2 separate regions of the Homo sapiens genome follow, and region 2 is linked to region 1. The links are chromatin loops, found by intact Hi-C in ENCODE. Cell type or tissue: endothelial cell of umbilical vein. All regions are shown on one strand. Each heading gives the region's core, and the rest is flanking DNA. Links, peaks and the distances in the headings are about the cores only.

The links. A loop is a pair of places that touch in the nucleus more often than their neighbours do. Peaks named below come from ENCODE experiments on the same cell type or tissue, not always from the same donor. Only the 100,000 strongest peaks of a DNase experiment are listed, where the experiment ranks them.
Region 2: a loop joins it to region 1, with 6 times the contacts of the local background. A loop is called at or near these places in 16 of 110 quality-filtered maps.

Annotation. Positions count from the first base shown.
Region 1 is chr5:60,671,047-60,683,313 of GRCh38, reverse strand. All of the region lies in intron 2 of DEPDC1B (DEP domain containing 1B), which reads left to right. Among named protein-coding and RNA genes, the nearest start is that of DEPDC1B, 23 kb to the left of the region's middle. In endothelial cell of umbilical vein, for the core only: CTCF peaks have their summits at 5,242 and 5,442 (motif pointing left); a DNase peak (open chromatin) is centred at 5,413; H3K27ac peaks cover 285 bases.
Region 2 is chr5:60,878,541-60,886,540 of GRCh38, reverse strand. The region is part of intron 11 of ERCC8 (ERCC excision repair 8, CSA ubiquitin ligase complex subunit); the gene reads left to right. Among named protein-coding and RNA genes, the nearest start is that of ERCC8-AS1, 35 kb to the left of the region's middle. In endothelial cell of umbilical vein, for the core only: no CTCF peak of the experiment used is centred there; no DNase peak of the experiment used is centred there.

The sequences.
Region 1 (12,267 bases), core at 1,868-9,867:
ACTACAAGCGCACGCCACATGCTCAGCTAATTTTTTTAAAAAATTTTGTAGAGACAGGGTTTTGCCATGTTCCCCAGGCTGGTCTTGAACCCCTGAGCTCAAGAAATCTGCTGGCCTCAGCTTCCCAAAGTGCTGGGATTATAGGCATGAGCCACCATGCCTGGCAGATTTGTGTATACTGATCCTTCCTTTCATCCTTGAGCTATATCCCATGTGATTATTGTATATTACCTTTTTGATGTGTTGTTGGATTTGGTTTGCTTGTAATTTGTTGAGGATTTTTGTATCTATGTTCATCAGGGACATTGGCCACTTTTTTTCTTTTTTTGTTGTATCTTTGTCTGGTTTTGGTATCAGGGTAATGCTGGCCTTATAGAATGAGTTAGAAAGAATTTCCTTCTCTTCCATTTTTTTGGAATAATTTGATAAGAATTGATATTAATTCCTCTTCAAAGGTGTGGTAGAATTCATTAGTAAAGTTGTCCAGTCCTGGACTTTTCTTTGTTAGGAGACTTTTTATTAGTGATTCAATCTTGTTACTTGTTATTGATCTATTACAGATTTTCTATTTATTTCTGGTTCAATCATGGTAAGTTACATGTGTCTATGAATATATCCATTTCCTTTAGGTTTTCCAATTCGTTGCTTATATTTATTCATTAAATAGGTTTTCTATGCCTTTTGCCATCTTTCACTTTCTGAAATGCTCAAGATACACATATTTATTTGCTTAATGGTAATCCCATATGTCATGTAGGCTTTCTTTATTTTCTTTATTTTTTAATTTTTATTTTTTTAATTATACTTTAAGTTTTAGGGTGCATGTGCACAACGTGCAGGTTTGTTACATATGTATACATGTGTCATGTTGGTGTGCTGCACCCATTAACTCGTCATTTAACATTAGGTATATCTCCTAATGCTATCCCTCCCTGCTCCCCGCACCCCACAACAGGCCCCAGTGTGTGATGGTCCCCTTCCTGTGTCCATGCGTTCTCATTGTTCAATTCCCACCTATGAGTGAGAACATGTGGTGTTTGGTTTTTTGTCCTTGCGATAGTTTGCTGAGAATGGTGGTTTCCGGCTTCATCCATGTCCCTACAAAGGACATGAACTCATCATTTTTTATGGCTGCATAGTATTCCATGGTGTATATGTGCCACATTTTCTTAATCCAGTCTATCAATTGTTGGACATTTGGGTTGGTTTTTTCTTCATTTTTATCAGACAGGGTTATTTCAAAAGACCTGTCTTCAAATCGAGAAAGTTTTTCTTCTGCTTGGTCTAGCCTATTGAAATGTTGGTTGTATGCTTTTTTATTTCATTTACTGAATCCTTAATTTTCAGGATTTCTGTTTGGTTCTTTTTAATTATAACTATCTTTTTATTAAATTTCTCATTCAGAGCTGGGTGTGGTGGTGTGTACCTATAGCCCCAGCTACCCAGGAGGTGAGAGTATTGCTTGAGTAGGGGAGTTTGAGTCCAGCTAGGGCAGCATAGTGAGACCTTGTCTCTTAAAAAAAAAAATTATAATTCAGATCATAAGCTATTTTCCTTATTTCTTTGTATTGTCTGTCTGTGTTATTTTGTATCTTATTGAGCTTCCTTGAAATCATTATTTGAAATTCTTTTTCAGACATTTCATTGATTTCCTTTTCTTTGAGATGTTAATGGGGAATGATTGCGTCTCTTTGGAGGTTTCATGTTTCCTTGCCTTTTCATTGTTTTTATGTCTCAATGTTGTTATCTGTGTATCTGGTGGAACAGTTGCTTCTTCTAGTTTTATGGATTGGCTTTTGTAGGTAAAGACTTTTTTCCTGTAGATCTATCTATAGTGTTGGCTGGTTAGAGTGCCTTCCCTTTGATTTTGGGTATGCACAGTAATTTAGTCTCTATTATTTCTTTGGCTGTAATCAATGCCAGTGGTGTCTGTGAGTTCCTCAATGGCTTAGGTTGTTGGCAGAGGCTGTGGCAAGGCTTTTCTGATGATGTAGATGCCAGGCAGGCTGGTCCTGCCGCTCTGGGTGGTGTATGTGTGCCCTTGGGTGGTGGTAGTGGGCAAGGTGTGATGGTCCTCAGGTCCCTGGGTGGTATATGCAGGTGCTGGCATTGGTGGTGGGGGGCCTGGGTGGGCTGGTCTGAAGGGAAACATTTTGTAAGTAGTTCTGAGAATAATGGAATGGACATTGAAGGGTTCTTGCTGGAAAGGAAGGAACTAATGTTCTAGAGCTTCTATGTTGTTCCATCCTCATCACATAATTCATTATTTAACTCAACACCTGTAGGTGGAAATGGTAGTATCCTAGTTGTAAAGATTGGGAAATTAATAAAGCCAAAATAACTAACTGGTCCAAAGTAATCCAGGTAGTGGTAGAAGAGTCAGGATTTGAAATGAGGTCTTCATCTCTGAAGCCTATGCCAGGCTGCCTCTATTTTCACAACATGAGGTTGACTTAGTTTATCAAATATATTAGTGAATGAAAGAGTAAACACACAGAATAAGCAAGAAACATTTGGTGTAATCAACACGTTTATATTCACAAAGTTCTTGCAATGCATTAAGTACCATGTAATACGTATTAAATGATGAACTGTCTTCTTCAAGAAGTTCTTCTCAAATAAAGAAGGCAAGGGAAACATAACCTAAATACTTATATAAATATAGCAAAAGAGAGGTGGTTTCCTTTATCTATTTGTTAGAGAAAGCTACCTAAAATATAAGGGTTCTTTTTGTATATTTTGAAGAGAGGGAATTTGCATATATATGTTAGAGAATTTTATAACAAAGATGATTAGTAAAGCCCTTATTTTGGAATATGTCAAAAATGATTTCTAGATTTAAGAAATGCATGTCATATTTGTTCTGTGAATGCATTTAAATTTGTAATTTTTTTTTAAAGACTCAAGATGTTCAGTATAGAAAAATTGAAGGGAGGAGTGAATTTTAGTGTATAAGAAAGGAAAGCAAGTTCATAATATCTGAATGCCTATAATAATAATGAGATGTTACAGAGATGTACTCAGCACTATACTTCTTTCCTGTTAACCAACAGCAATTACTAGAAAGAGTTCTGGGTTTGCTGCTGGTGAAAACAATTTTAGATTTCACTAAATGGTGCTCATGGTTGAACCAGGTGCTGTTGTCTGTGTCTTAAAGCTTCATGACCCTAAACTTCTAATGGATGAGGAGATTGAATTATACTACTTTATATGTTTATAAGAAATTTTGGTTTATGAAACATTTCTACTTCTGTGATGTCATTTAATCTTTATGATCTCCTCTGATCTTTACGACAATTCTATGAGGTAGACAGGGTACATATTTAATCCTCAGACACTTTCCCCTTTAAAATGTCTAAACAAAACACCAAGAATGTTCTAATTAAAGAAATTCTGTACTTACTGCTTCTGCCCATCTGTGTATGTGAACAATTACGTAATATTATTTAAACCTAACTTAGTGGGTTCTATACAAATAAAAATGTATATTATGATAATTGTTTTGGATTATTTAATGAGAAAAGTGTTTGTCCTGTTGTAGCCCTTTAGCAGGAAAGGTTTCTCTGGCATGGAGCCTATACATGGCTCCTGACTTGCTCTCATCACTGGTGCTAGCTCTGGTGGGTGGTTGAACTGGGAAGGTTTTCATGGCTTACAGGTAGAAATTCACAGCTCAGATGGTGGGGATTGAGATCTAACATGTAGGGACCATTTTCTTTTTATTTCCTGCCTGTCTCATTCCTTTTTTTCTTTCCTTCTCTTTTTTCTTTTTTGTTTCTACCTCTGTGTGTGTCATTCTCATGTTTCAACTTCTCTTTTTCTTCCTCTTTCTTTCTATTCCTTTTCTCTCATACTTTCTTGCTTTTCTGGCCTATTTTCAAAATACTGATTTTAATTTGAAACTAAAGTTTGTTATGTAGCTATCGCCAGATTTATTGAATAATGTTACTTTCACAGTTCTTAATGTAAAAAGCAGAGGAATCATACTACCCAGTTTTATGGCTTAGTATAGAAAGCCATAGAAGTTAATACTATGGTGTTGGTGAAGTGAAAGACATATAGATCAGTGGTACAGAATAGAGAGTCCAGAAACAGATACATATAAATATGCCAATAGATTTTTTTACAAAGATGTAAATTCTATTTAATGGGAAAAGATGAGTATTTTCAGCAAATTATGTTGGAATAATTGGGCATCCATCCATGCATGTGCCAAAATAAAAAAAGAACCTCAACATAAACCTTATACTTCATACAAATATTAGTTCAAAGTGGATCATAGATTTAAATATAAAACTACAGAACTTTTAGAAAAACAGGAGAAAAATCTTTGTTTTGGTATTAGGCAAAGAGTTTTTAGACATGACACTAAAAGCACCAAACATAAAGGAAAAATATGATAAACTGGATTTCATCAAAATGAACAATTTTTGCTCTGTGAAAGACATTGGATGAGAGGATGAGAGGACAAGCTACAGATGGGGAAAATATTTGCAAACCACATATGTGACAGTGGAGTGCTATCAAGAATATGTAAAGAGCTCATCAACTCAACAGTAAGTAAACAAGCAATCCAATTGAAAAATGAGCAAAAGACTTGAAAAGACATATCACCAAAAGTATGCAGTTAGCAGATGGGCATTTGAAAAGATGTTTGATGTAGTATACATTAGGGTGATGCAAATTAAAGCCCTAGGGAGATACAACTATGTATCTATTAGTATGTTTAAAATAAAAATACTAATGATATCTAGTGCTAGTGAGGATGCAGTCACTGGAAATCTTATACATTGCTGTTGGACACCTAGATTGTTAGTCACTTTGGAAAAGTTAGTTTCTTTTAAAGTTAATAAGTACATTGACTATATGATTCAGCATTCCTACTCCTGGGTATTTATCCTAGAGAGACAAAAACAATGTTTACACAAAAACTCGTTAAGTGAATATTTATAGATTGCCAGTAACTGGAAATAACCTAAACATTCTTCCATGGGTGAATGGATAACTATTGTACATCCATACAATGTAGCACCGCTGGGTGGCAGAAGGGTGCGACTGTAAAGGGAGAGCAGGAAGGAGCGTTTTCGGGAGTAATGGAATAGTTCTGTTTCTTGATTTTGGTGGTAGATACACAAGTGTATACATGTGTTAAACTTGATAGGGCTATACACCAAAAAAAAAAATTTTATTTTACCATATGCTAATAACTTTCTTAAGCTAGAGATTTGCAAAACCTGTATTTGTACCTCCAGTGAAAGAAACTCAAATTTAAGTTGTTTGAGGGAGGTGGCCCTTAAGTCATTTTCTGTGGCCCTGGGAAAAATTCTTTCATCACTACCCAATAGGTCTTTTGGACCCGTTTTAGATACCTCACCTTTAAATTAATGGACTACTTCCTCCCTCTAGTGGACATCTTTTGTTTTTCTAGGAAAGCACAAAACTTGTTAGTGTGATTTTATTTTTCTTTTGTTTTTACTCATTTCATCGTCATGGGTTGTTGTCCTGTGATTAGTTGGATAAGTTCTTAGCCTTACTGGGCATTGGTTTTCTCAAATATAAACTGACAGGGCAACAAAGTGATACCCTGTCTTTACAAAAAGTTAAAAGTTTAGTTAGGTGAAGTGGTGGCATGTACCATAGACCAAGCTACTCCAGAGGCTGAGTGGGGCAGATAGCTTGAGTCCCAGAGTTCAAGGGTGCAGTGAGCCATGATCATGCCACTGTACTTCAGCCTGGGTGACAGAGAGAGACCTTGTCTCATAAAAAAAAGAAAAAATAAAAAAGAAAAAAATGACAGGGAGGACTAGATCTTTAAGATCCTTTTTAGTTCTAAACTTTTATGTTTCCAGGTATGGAGTACCTATCACATGTTTTCCAATCCGTGGCAGTGAAGGATCTAAAAAGGAAATATAATGTGATTCTTTATCTGCCTGACTTTATAATCTCTTTTGAGAGAGAGAGAGAGAGAGAGAGAGAGAGAGAGAGAGTGTGTGTGTGTGTGTGTGTGTGTGTGTGTGTCTGTATGAAAAAGATTCTGCTACTTAGCAGAATCAAGACAGTATTTAATTAATTACCTAAAATAACCCATAACAAATAATCAGTTACACTGGCAGTCATTGGGTTGACATATCTATTTTGTTTGACCAGTATTGTGGTTTAGTCATCAAGTTTTTTCTATCTCCTTTTTATTTTTAAATTTTGTATATTTTGTGAAGATAATACATTTATGTGGTTCGAAATTTACAAAGTGCAAAAGGGCATATGCAATGAAAAGCCTTCCTCACATATCCCTCCCCCAGCCACTCAGTTCTCTTTCTCATAGACACTTAACATTATTAACTTCTAGCACAGTGTCTTAATACATTATGAACCGGAAAGTCTTTAGATGGGGCAAACTCACTCCAGTGGCCACATTCCCCACCATTTCCCTATAATATTATACCAGACTGTATCATGATTATGTTATCTGCCTGGCCATTGTAGGAATTGTGTCTGTGATCCAGTTGGTGTGGACTGGAGTGTTTGGAACCTTATGGAACGGGAGGGGGATGGGGAGGAGAAGGAGAAGGGGAAGGAGACGGAGGAGGAGCAGGACTTCAGCCTGGGTCGGCTAAACAGTGCAGGATCTGGATAAAAAGAAGGGATGGGAAGGAAAAGGAAAGATGGCAAGATCAAGGCTGTCAGTCAAAAACACACAAATAAGCTTCCTGGGAGAAAAGGGAGGAGGATGACCCGGCTGGAACAGAAATCTTAGGTCAGGAAATCATGAGGGATACATTTGGTGGAATTTCTTACATTTCTGACTATGGAGTAGGGTTTTATTTCAAAAGGAGAAGTTATTAAAGCGAGGCATAGTGCCATGCGCCTGTAGTCTTAGCTACTTAGGAGGCTGAAGCCAGAGGATTCCTTAAGCTCAGGATTTTTTTTTTTCATTATTATACTTTAAGTTCTAGAGTACATGTGTACAACGTGCAGGTTTGTTACATATGTATACATGTGCCGTGTTGGTGTGCTACAGGATTTTTAAGGCCAGCCTGGGGAACATAGTGAGACCCTGTCTCTTAAAGAAGAAAAAAAAAAAAAAGGCCGGGCACAGTGGCTGACGCCTGTAGTCGCAGCACTTTGGGTGGCTGAGGTGGGCAGATCACGAGGTCAGGAGATCGAGACCATCCTGGCTAACACAGTGAAATCCCGTCTTTACTAAAAATACAAAAAAATTGTAGCTGGGCGTGGTGGCAGGTGCCTGTAGTCCCAGCTACTCGGGAGGCTGAGGCAGGAGAATGGCATGAACCCAGGAAGCAGAGCTTGCAGTGAGCCGAGATTGTGCCAGTGCATTCCAGGCCTGGGCAACAGAGCAAGACTCCCTCTCAAAACAAAAAACAAAAAAACAAAAAACAAAAAAAAAAAAAAGAAAAAAGAAACAGAGAAGGCAGCTACTGTTAGTGTTTTGAGCAGTGATGGAGTCTTTGTTCTAGAACAGAGTTAATTGAATAATAGGGACAGAATAGATTGTAAGGCAGAGAAGCTGGTGAGGCGTTTAAGGTAACTGGTGAAAGCGATATTGCCTAGATGAGAATGCTAGCCGTGGGGCTGAAAAGGAAGGAAGGGCCTGTGTTTTATAGGCAAATTTCAGGCTAGACCCTGTAACTGCTCTGTATGTAGTCCGTAAGCTTTGTTTGAAGTCTGATTATTTTTGAACAAAGTTTTAAACATATTGTTCATTAATCTGAAATTGCTAGTTACATTTAGAATCTTTGTTAATGTTTAGCATCTGCTTACAGAGGCTTGGAATGTAACTGTAACTGTTTTCAAGCCAATGAACAGTTCTTCAAACATACCTGCAGTGTTTAGTGGGTGTCTAAGTCTTTGTGATGGGTTTGTTCCTAGGTAATCTCTCAAGGATTTTGGAGTCCCTGGAGCTGGGTGACTGTCTCAGAGTCTGTACCCACATCTCCCACAAAGGTCAAGAATGAATGCCCAGGTTGTTGTGGGATAATGATGAAAATATACATAGGGACAACTTGGTTGCTGCCAGGCATTTCTTTTCTATTTCTGTTTCTTGCCAAACTCCTTTTCTATTTTGTAGGAATCCTCATTTGTGTGGGTGTTGGTGGGAGGCAGGGCCCTGTGCCCTACAGTGGAAACCGACAGGGGTGAGACACTCCTGCTTCCTACCCCTGGCAGTGAGGGCTCAGGCATGTCTTCTCCTTGGTCATTTGTATGTTCCTCCTTAGGACTTTGAATCTTGAATGAGGCATGCAAAGGGGAAGGGACAGCTTAGAATCCTCCTGTGACAGACGTGGTGGACTGCAGGAGCAAGGACAGAAGTACACAGAGGCATCCAGAGCTACTGGCAGTGGCTTTAGGACCAGATTGTTCCTGGAGCATGAACTCACTTGTGCTTCCTTCTGTGTGTGCTGGGTGGCCTCCTTTTCCTCCTTTGTCTTATCCGCCACCCCCATCTTGTTTCTCCAGCTGTCCAATTGATTTTGTGTTCTATTTGGTATCTCCAAATTCCTTTATGGTTAAATCAGCCAGAATTTGTTTCTGTTCCTTACAGTTGCAACTAAGAACCCAGATGGATATAACAAGCAATGGCTGTAGAGTGAGCAAGACTGGGGCAGCTTTTTGGGCCTAGGAAATAGCACAATGACTATTATGTGTTTGTGACTGCAACAGATTATTAGGTGTATGTGAAAGCAAAGCAACAGATCATATTGATCTGTAGCAATCACACATATGGGGGATGGATTTGAGTTCAGGATCCTTTGTAGGCACTGAAGCACAGGAGCAGAGTCTACCAAGTATAAGTAGTAGGCCAGTTATATGTGGACCCAAGGTTCAAAGTTATGTATTAAGCTGATAAGTCAAACTGATTCTGGGGTTATGTTATCACTGCCATCTTTGCAAAAGAACTAGTACATGTAGGTGTGTTAAATAGAATGTTGAAATATATTGCCCTGAGTCATAAAAGGTAATTCCTGGTTATTGATAGACTTTTGTTTTATAATGTCCTTTTTTAGGCTTTTTGGTGATTAACTCATGATAATTTCAAATCCTTGGCTTATTCTTCTATCCTGATCCTTCATTTGGGGTCATAGTTCCTGCTGATTTCTTTATCCTTTTCCTTTATATTTATTTGTTTTAAACACTTGGTCTTACCAACTGGCCTTGAAATTTTTTTTTTTTTAATATCCTTACCCAGGTTTCTTTGCTGAGAATTCATGATGCCTAGTTATTATCCACTAGTGTCCTTAACCTCTTTATTCCTGAGTTTGCAATTTTTTGAATTTTTGCAATCAGACCTTGGTGGTGACCTTGAGCAGTAGGATAGAGATGACTCCCACATGCTTAGCGTTCCAATAATGGAACAGGAGGCATAAATGAGTTTAAATGGGAAATGGAATAAAGGACTCCAGAAATATGAAAGGAGCACGGCTGACTGAAAGCTCCCAATTTACACAGAAGAGAACACTCTTTTGGAGAGAACAGGGATTGAACAAGAGTAGTTCTCAGATATTATTGACCTAGAAACAAAATAATAAATATCATATAGGCATTAATCAGTTCTAAACTATAACTTGCTGAGAAGAGTGGTAACTTGCCTTGAGATGTTGGTTGTTAAGACTAGATTTATAAAAGTTGTTGAAAGCTGGGGTATACTATTCCCTGAATTTGTGGAGTTGACAAGCTCTCAAACTAGGAATGGGAGAGGCCCACCAAATGTTTCCTGTGAACATAAGGAAGCACAGTCAGCTTAAGCATTTTATGCAGCTAGTGCCCAGTCAGCATTTCCCCAGTCACTTGATTAACACTTCTTTTCCGGCTTCTTAGCTCAGTTTTGTGTTTTTGGGTCTCTGTTAATTAGATCCTCACATATGCTGCTTCTTCCAGTGCCCCCCGCTCCTCCTCCTCTCCTTTCTCAGGCATCATGGAGTTCCTGTTGTATGCCAGGCATGGTGCTAAACACTTTTGATGCATGCCCCTATCTATAGTTTAGTTAGAAAGACAAACAGATAAATTCGAATTTATTGTTTCACATGCTGCAATGTATGTGAATTCATTGTTATAGGAGGGCTGAGGAATTAACTCTGCTTGAATCAGTCAGAGAATAGTTTGCTGTAGAGGTGACACTTGAGTCTTGATGCATCAACAGGTGTGTGTCAGGGAAGGAAGGGAGACAGGTTGGTCAGGGTGATCAAGGGCGCGGGAACCCAGTAAACAAGTTAGGTATTATTACACAGGCAGTTGTGGGAGATAAGGCTGTGAAAGAATTTGCCTTTTATCTCTGTGTCCTCAACACCCAGCATAATGCCCAGTATTTATTGACAAAGAAGTTCAAAGGTTAGTCAGTGAGTTCCCTTTCTTACTGTGAAGGAGTTAAACAATAATCACCCTACCTCTGTTCCCCAGTTAAGGTCGCTCAGTCCTCCCCATATCAGGTGAACTGCAGTTAAGTATAATGTGAGCTTAGTATGGAAGGACTATAACAAACACAGGTTTAGAATGAGGCAGGCCTGGGGTCTAATCTCAGCTTTCAGTTACTACCATTCATGTGATCTTAAGCAAAATGCTGACACTCTCTGAATCTCTGTGACCTCATCTACAAAGTAAGACTGCTAACATTTCTGTTTTTAGGATATACTGGTCACCAAGAATAGATGTAGGTATGACATGATTTGCCTCTGTGTCCCCACCCAAATCTCATGATGAATTGTAATCCCCACATGTCAGGGGAGGGACCTGGTGGGAAGTGATTGGATCATGGGGGAGGATTTCCCCCTTTCTGTTCTTGTGATAGTGAGTTATCACGAGATCTGATGGTTTAAAAGTGTGGCACTTTCCCCTTTGCGCTCTTTCTTTCTCTCCTGCCACCTTGTGAAGAAGGTGCTTGCTTCTCCTTTGCCTTCTGCCATGATTTTAAGTTTCCCGAGGCCTCCCCAGCCATGTGGAACTGTGAGTAAATTAAATCTCTTTTCTTTATAAACTACCCAGTCTCAGGTAGTTCTTTATACCAGTGTGAAAACGGACTAATACAAGGTATTTACCAAGTCTACTGTAACTTGCGCTCAAATTGAATGAGCCAGTTGTTGGGGATACAGTGGGAACATGACAGACAGACTTTTTACCCTGGTGAAGGCTATACAACAAGCAAATAAGTGTTCCTTTATCTCTGTATCCACCAGACCCAGGTCAACAAACTTGATCTGAAAAGGGCCAGATAGTGAATATTTGCAGGTCATATAACCTCTGTCAGAATTGCTTAACTGCAGTTGTAGGGAGAAAGCAGCCATACACGGTGTGTCAATGAATGGACATGGCTGTGTTCCACCAGTAAGACTTTACATCTAATAAAGCAAGTGGTGGGATTTGGCTCACAGGGCATAGTTGTTAGACTCTAAGTTTCTTGAGGGCAAAGACTGTTGTTTATTCTTGTATCTTTGTTACCTATTGGTGTCTGATATGTGGCAGGTACTTACATTGTTTGCACTGATCTGAATTCATTACACATAAATAAGTACAAACTAATAGGAGACTCCATTAATTCAGGTCCTCTGAGAAGAGAAGCAGATGCCAAGAGGGAACTAGATGTGCAAGAGATTTAATGCCAGGGGTTGGGGTGGGGCACCAGGAAAGGATAAATGGGGAAGGGAACAGGAGGCAATGGAGTGAGCCTATAGGCTGTGATGAAGGCCTGACCTCAGGGAAAGCAGAGGGGAAAGAATTGGGTAGCAAGAGCCTAAGACCACATGCCAGAGTTCTGAAAATTTCCCCGGGCTGATGGGGAGTTCCCAAGCAAAGGATGCTGTTAGAGGAGTCTTAGGTCTTCTGGAAGGATTATCTTGGCTCATTACCTTGCTGTGCTCCTTGGTGGGCTGGAAGCAGCCTGGGGAAGTGTGAAAGGTAGAGCAGCTGGGAGCTGTTGGCTTCTTGGAGGGAAATGTGAGCTGTGCACCCCTGTGGCCAGCACAGTCCATTTCTTGTGCTTCACAGATCCGCTTGCCCACACGTTGGTGCTTTCTTCTTGAGTGGAAACCTAGAAGATGGAAATTACTAGGAAGACTATAGCCCCTATTGTTGCAGTTAGTCTCATTGCTGCAGCTGGTACTCATTCTCTCCCTCCTTGACTCTTCATCCTCAATCCCCTTACTGTCAGCCATCACCTTGGCAGGCCTTGGGTGCCTTACCTGGTAGTGTGACCCAAAACTTCATTCCTAAAGATCTGGACCCATGGTAATCATGCACTTTTTGAGCTAATGTTTCTGT
Region 2 (8,000 bases), core at 1-8,000, 210 kb before region 1:
TAGTAGAGACGTGGTCTCACCATGTTTGTCAGGCTGGTCTTCAACTCCTGACCTCAAGTGATCCACCTGCCTTGGCCTCCCAAAGTGCTGGGATTACACGCATGAGCCACTACCCCTAGCCGACATTTTTAAGACTTTGTTCTCACGTCAAATTTTACCAGTTTACACTCCTACCAGCAGTCTGACAGTGCCTTTCGTAGAACATAAATCAGTATAAGCATGACAGTGTAAATAAAGACCTTAAAAACACAGTAGGTAAACAAAGATGAACAAGACCATTGTCCCTGACCTAAAGTAATAGCCTCTGTATTTTTTTTTAACTTTCACATCAAGCAGTAGGAAGATAGAGGCTGTTTAAAGGTGGTTTCTCTCCCACCAAGGTTTATTCTCCTAATAATCATCCTCATTTATCTTAATTTCTACAATATAAAAAGTCTAAAAGCAATGTCTAAAAACAATGTTTGTATATATATACATATATATATACATATAGTTCTTTAAGTTGGAAATATAAATAATGTAGTTGGAAACACCTTAAGGTAATCTTAACCAAGTCATAGTAAAAGCATCTTAAATGGAGGTGGAGGAAAAGTTATTGATAGAGCACGTTTGACATTCAAAAAACATTTTTCATATACTGTGTTTAGTTCCTTTATGAAAAAAGGACTATGTCAAAAACCACATGAAAATATAATTTGTATAGAGGTGGTTGATAGCATCTCACAGCTATTGACAATATATATTTCATACCTAAATTTTCAACTGCTAAGGTTTACTGCTGTGTAAACCTGTGAATTATTTTCTTTTGTCCTTAATCCAAATAAAGAGAAAAAAATACCTTTTGATAAATCTTTAAGTAGCTACCCAATGCCATATGCATACTTCCAGATTTTATCACGTCTAATTTGGTTTATTGTGGCTTGATTAACTTTAGCATACAGCTGCTTTTGGTGTCAGAATATTCTTCTGTATAAAGCTTAATATGGTCAAATAATTAGGTTTAGCCATTTATTTTACATTTCTTTATGTAATTATTGTGTCCTGCTCTTTGGGAATTGCTGTATACATTAAACCCAAGTTAACACTGTAAGCCATGTTAGGAAATATAACATTTTATTTACCAAATGAAAACAGTAAAAATAAATGAAAAGTAAATCTATAGTGACTTATGTATAGAAAAGGATGTTAGAAGAATACTAAATTGTTTAATTCTTAAAGATAATATGTGGCCAGGTGTGGTGGCTCACATCTGTAATCCCAGCACTTTGAGAGGCTGAGGTGGGAGAATCTCTTGAGTCCAGGAGTTCAAGACCAGCCTACGCAACATAGAAAGACCCCATCTCTACAAAAAATAGACAAAATTAGCCAGGTTTGGTGGCTTTACACTTATAGTTCCAGCTACTTAAGAGGGTGAGGTGGGAGGATCACTGAGCCCAAGAGTTCAAGGCTACAGTGAGCCACAATTGCACCACTATACTCCAGCCTGGGTGACAGAGTGAGATCTTGACTCAAAGGAAAAAAAAAAAGATAATATGTGACTGATGGTTTATTTCCTTGTTATGTCGTTATAGTGATAGTTTGAACTCTTCGTGTAAACAAACTTTTGTATATGAGAAATTAAGCAAAACAAGTTAGAAAATCACATAGAGATATACAAATATCAAGTTGAGTTTTGTATTTGTTTTAGAGCTATAAAACCTTACCTTTTAAAATGTCATGTTCATATATTTTAAGATAGCAGTCATTCTCATATTAATATAAAATGGTATGTGCTAAAGTAATTTCCATAAAATTTTAGTTTGAAGCATTCCTGTGAATATAGGCAGAACATGAATGTGATCATGATGCAGATCCCAGTAGAATAGTCTGTCCAGAAGATCCTATTCCTTACATGTATGTTTATAATTTAAGCCATGTTTAAAAGTGCTTTTATCCCAACTACAAAATAAGTATATTTATTTGATATTTATTTCCCAAGGAGGCAGTATACCACACTAGAAAACAAAAAAAAAAAAAACACATACACACATATACATACACATAGTCTTTTTTTTTTTTTTTTTTTGAGAAGGAGTCTGGCTCTGTCACCCAGGCTGGAGTGCAGTGGCACAATCTCGGTTCACTGCAAGCTCCGCCTCCTGGGTTCACGCCATTCTCCTGCCTCAGCCTCCCGAGTAGCTGGGACTACAGGCGCCCACCACCACGCCCAGCTAATTTTTTGTATTTTTAGTAGAGATGGGGTTTCACAATTCACAGGATGGTCTCGATCTCCTGACCTCATGATCCACCCGCCTCGGCCTCCCAAAGTCCTGGGATTACAGGCTTGAGCCACCACCCTCAGCCCACATACTTAGTCTTTAGCTTCAGGAAACTGGGTTTGAATCCCAGTTCTGCCATTTATTCTACTTATGATCTGGGACAAGCTTATAATATTTCCAAATATCAGAATTGTCTAATCAAAGTTATTCTTAGGTTTCCTTTCAAATGCATTCTTCAGATGAGAGTTACCTCCCCATCAATCAAGATGTAATCCCTTAGGGGTGTTTCTCCTGATATCCAAAGTAGAAGATGAATTTAATTCTATCTAAAGAAAGGAAGAACACTGGATGATAGGGACAGGATTTATGGTCTTTAACTATAAATCCTTTTATTTAGTTGGCAGACTGTTTTATTATATTTTGAGGAATCTGGCTTCCTTTTGACCCTCCTTTCTAAAAGCTGGTCTGGTCAAGACAAGCCTATCTATAACTCCTAATTACTTTTTCCTGCCTGAGATCTATAGGGCAGGTTTATTCCAGTTTAAACCTGACCTCTCACTAAGAATCTTACTTTGTTTTGACATTCACACAATACATAACTGTTTTACATATCACTTGTGTCAATGTATAATCACTTGCTGACAACCTGAGAGTTGCCACTAATTACCAGTCAGAAATTTGAAAGTTATCAAGAAATATCCTTGTAGATGTTAAGTTTGGTTCTATTCCTTCTCTAAACTCATAACTAGGTCCCCTCTAAACTCATGCTTCATTATTTCTATAACATTGACACTATCTGTCAGTAGAATTGACAACCTGGTGAGATATAGATGAATATGTTCAAGCACAGACTGCATGTCCACTAGGAGGAGATGTTGCAGAGAAAACTGAAATAATAGTAGTGACACTTGATCAGTGGGTCTCAAATGGTAATGTGTACCACATCCATCTACAACATTTTTACTGCTGCTTTATCATACTACCAGTATAATATTTATTTGTGATTGTTTTGGCAATAAAATGTATTTCTAAAATACTGTAATGCATTCATATATCATTATTTCACTGAAAAGTGAAATAATTTGTATGCAACTGATTATGATTTTCATTTATTTTTGTTTCTTTGCTTACCATACAAAAATAATTTATGATGAAGTATAATTTTGCTTTTCTGTTGAGTTTTCAACTGAAATTAAAATTTTTAATAGGTTACACACTGGGCTTCCATAGTAGGATTAGGAAGCATGGCCCTCATGTGGCTTATCCACCTACAGACATGTGTGTGTGTGTGTGTGTGTGTGTGTGTGTGTGTTTTCCCAGGGCTATTTTTGGTAGTTATCAAAGGCAAGTTAAAGGCTTCTAGAGACAGAGTAGGGAAGAGGAGTCAGCTAACCCCCAATGACAAGATGTCTTTTAATAAACTCTCACTAAATAACCTAATTTAATAGTCAAATTGACAACCCAAAAAGACAGGAAATTCAGTAAACATTTGGATGAAAGACAAAATGAACAGACTTCAGTATACAACTGTTGCAAATAAGTGTACCGTGGCTAGAAATCAGTGAGTAGTTACCTGAGGTTTAATAATAGTTTCGTGCCCAGGAGTGGTGGCTCACGCCTGTAATCCCAGCACTTTGGGAGGCCAAGGCTGGCAGATCACAAGATCTGGAGTTCAAGACCAGCCTAGCCAATATGGTGAAACCCCATCTCTACTAAAAATACAAAAATTCGCCGGTGGCATGCGCCTGTAGTCACAGCTACTTAGGAAGCTGAGGCAGAAGACTCACTTGAACCTGGGGGGCAGAGGTTGCAGAGAGCCAAGATCATGCCACTGCACTCCAGCCTGGGTGACAGAGCAAGACTCCATCTCAAATAATAATAATAATAGTTTCGCTTCTGGACATTTGGAGTATAGCTGACATTAAGTTTAATAATGTAATCTGTTTAACAATAAAGAATGCCTAAATTAATATATTGTTTTCCAGCTCTTCTAGCTGATACTTGGAAAATGTACTAGGAACACGTAACTTTTTCTACTGTTTTCATTGATTGAATTCTAAGATTCAAAGTTATCATATTCATCAAAAGGAAAATGAACATTCTCAGACATGCAGTAGGGGTTACCATTAAAAAATGTTTCTAAGCCGGGCGCAGTGGCTCACGCCTGTAATCCCAGCACTCTGGGAGGCTGAGGTAGGCAGATCACGAGATCAGGAGATCGAGATCATCCTGGCTAACACGGTGAAACCCCGTCTCTACTAAAAATACAAAAAACTAGGTGGAGCCAAGATGGCCGAATAGGAACAGCTCCAGTCTGCAGCTCCCAGCGTGAGCAATGCAGAAGACAGGTGATTTATGCATTTCCAACTGAGGTACCAGGTTCATCTCACTGGGGAGTGTCGGACAGTGGGTGCAGGACAGTGGGTGCAGCGCACTGAGCATGAGCCAAAGCAGGGTGAGGCATCGCCTCACCTGGGAAGCACAAGGGGTCAGGGAATTCCCTTTCTTAGTCACAGAAAGGGGTGACAGACGGCACCTGGAAAATCGGGTCACTCCCACCCTAATACTGCACTTTTCCAATGGTCTTAGCAAACAGCACACCAGGAGATTATATCCTGCGCCTGGCTCGGAGGGTCCGACGCCCACAGAGCCTCGCCCATTGCTAGCACAGCAGTCTGAGATCAAACTGCAAGGCGGCAGCCAGGCTGGGGGAGGGGCGCCCGCCATTGCTGAGGCTTGAGTAGGTAAACAAAGCGGCTGGGAAGATCAAACTGGGTGGAGCCCACCACAGCTCAAGGAGGCCTGCCGGCCTCTGTAGACTTCACCTCTGGGGGCACGGCATAGCCAAACAAAAGGCAGCAGAAACCTCTGCAGACTTAAATGTCCCTGTCTGACAGCTTTGAAGAGAATAGTGGTTCTCCCAGCACGCAGCTGGAGATCTGAGAACAGACAGACTGCCTCCTCAAGTGGGTCCCTGATGCCGAGTAGCCTAACTGTGAGGCACCCCCCAGTAGGGGCAGACTGACACCTCACAGAGCCAGGTGCACCTCTGAGACAAAACTCCCAGAGGAACGATCAGCTAGCAACATTTGCTATTCACCAATATCCACTGTTCTGCAGTCTCTGAGCTGATAGCCAGGCAAACGGTCTGGAGGGGACCTCCAGCAAACTTCAACAGACCTGTTGCTGAGGGTCCTGACTGTTAGAAGGAAAACTAACAAGCAGAAAGGACATCCACACCAAAACCCCATCTGTACGTCACCATCATCAAAGACCAAAGGTAGATAAAACCACAAAGATGGGGAAAAAACAGAGCAGAAAAACTGGAAACTCTAAAAGTCAGAGCACCTCTCCTCCTCCAAAGGAACGCAGCTCCTCACCAGCAACAGAACAAACTGGATGGAGAATGACATTGACGAGTTGAGAAAAAAGGGCTTCAGACGATCAAACTACTCCGGGCTAAAGGAGGAAGTTTGAACCCATGGCAAAGAAGTTAAAAACCTTGAAAAAAAATTAGACAAATGGCTAACTAGAATAACCAATGCAGACAAGTCCTTTAACGACCTGATGGAGCTGAAAACCATGGCACGAGAACTACGTGATGAATGTTCAAGCCTCAGTAGCTGATTTGATCAACTGGAAGAAAGGGTATCAGTGATGGAAGATCAAATGAATGAAATGAAGTGAGAAGAGAAGTTTAGAGAAAAAAGAATAAAAAGAAATGAACAAAGCCTCCAAGAAATATGGGACTATGTGAAAAGACCAAATCTACATCTGATTGGTGTACCTGAAAGTGACGGGGAGAATGGAACCAAGTTGGAAAACACTCTGCAGGATATTATCCAGGAGAACTTCCCCAATCTAGCAAGTCAGGCCAACATTCAAATTCAGAAAAACAGAGAATGCCACAAAGATACTCCTCGAGAAGAGCAACTCCAAGACACATAATTGTCAGATTCACTAAAGCTGAAATGAAGGAAAAAATGTTAAGGGCAGCCAGAGAGAAAGGTCGGGTTACCCACAAACGGAACCCCATCAGACTAACAGCAGATCTCTTGGCAGAAACTCTACAAGCCAGAAGAGAGTGGGGGCCAATATTCAACATTCTTAAAGAGAAGAATTTTCAACCCAGAATTTCATATCCAGCCAAACTAAGCTTCGTAAGTGAAGGAGAAATAAAATCCTTCACAGACAAGCAAATGCTGAGAGATTTTGTCACCACCAGGCCTGCCCTAAAAGAGCTCCTGAAGGAAGCACTAAACATGGAAAGGAACAACCGGTACCAGCCACTGCAAAAACATGCCAAATTGTAAAGACCATCAAGGCTAGGAAGAAACTGCATCAACTAACGAGCAAAATAACCAGCTAATGTCATCATGACAGGATCAAATTCACACATAACAATATTAACCTTAAATGTAAATGGGCTAACTGCTCCAATTAAAAGACACAGACTGGCAAATTGGATAAAGAGTCAAGACCCATCAGTGTGCTGTATTCAGGAAACCCATCTCACGTGGAGAGACACACATAGGCTGAAAATAAAGGGATGGAGGAAGATCTACCAAGCAAATGGAAAACAAAAAAAGGCAGAGGTTGTAATCCTAGTCTCTGATAAAACAGACTTTAAACCAACAAAGATCAAAAGAGACAAGGCCATTACATAATGGTAAAGGGATCAATTCAACAAGAAGAGCTAACTATCCTAAATATATATGCACCCAATACAGGAGCACCCAGATTCATAAAACAAGTCCTTAGAGACCTAAAAAGAGACTTAGACTCCCACACAATAATAATGGGAGACTTTAACACCCCACTGTCAACATTAGACAGATCAACAAGACAGAAAGTTAACAAGGATATCCAGGAATTGAACTCAGCTCTGCACCAAGCAGACCTAATAGACATCTACAGAACTCTCCACCCCAAATCAACAGAGTATACATTCTTTTCAGCACCACACCACACCTATTCCAAAATTGACCACATAGTTGGAAGTAAAGCTCTCCTCAGCAAATGTAAAAGAACAGAAATTATAGCAAACGGTCTTTCAGACCCCAGTGCAATCAAACTAGAACTCAGGATTAAGAAACTCACTCAAAACCGCTCAACTACATGGAAACTGAACAACCTCCTCCTGAATGACTACTGGGTACATAACGAAATGAAGGCAGAAATAAAGATGTTCTTTGAAACCAACGAGACCAAAGACACAACATACCAGAATCTCTGAGACACATTCAAAGCAGTGTGTAGAGGGCAATTTATAGCACTAAATGCCCACAAGAGAAAGCAGGAAAGATCTAAAATGGACACCCTAACATCACAATTAAAAGAACTAGAGAAGCAAGAGCAAACACATTCAAAAGCTAGCAGAAGGTAAGAAATAACTAAGGTCAGAGCAGAACTGAAGGAAATAGAGACACAAAAAACCCTTCAAAAAATCAGTGAATCCAGGAGCTGGTTTTTGTAAAAGATCAACAAAATTGATAGACCACTAGCAAGAGTAATAAAGAAGAAAAGAGAGCAGAATCAAATAGACGCAAAAAAAATGATAAAGGGGATATCACCACCAATCCCACAGAAATACAAACTACCATCAGAATACTATAAACACCTCTATGCAAATAAACTAGAAAATCTAGAAGAAATGGATAAATTCCTGGACACATACACCCTCCCAAGACTAAACGAGGAAGAAGTTGAATCTCTGAATAGACCAATAACAGGCTCTGAAAT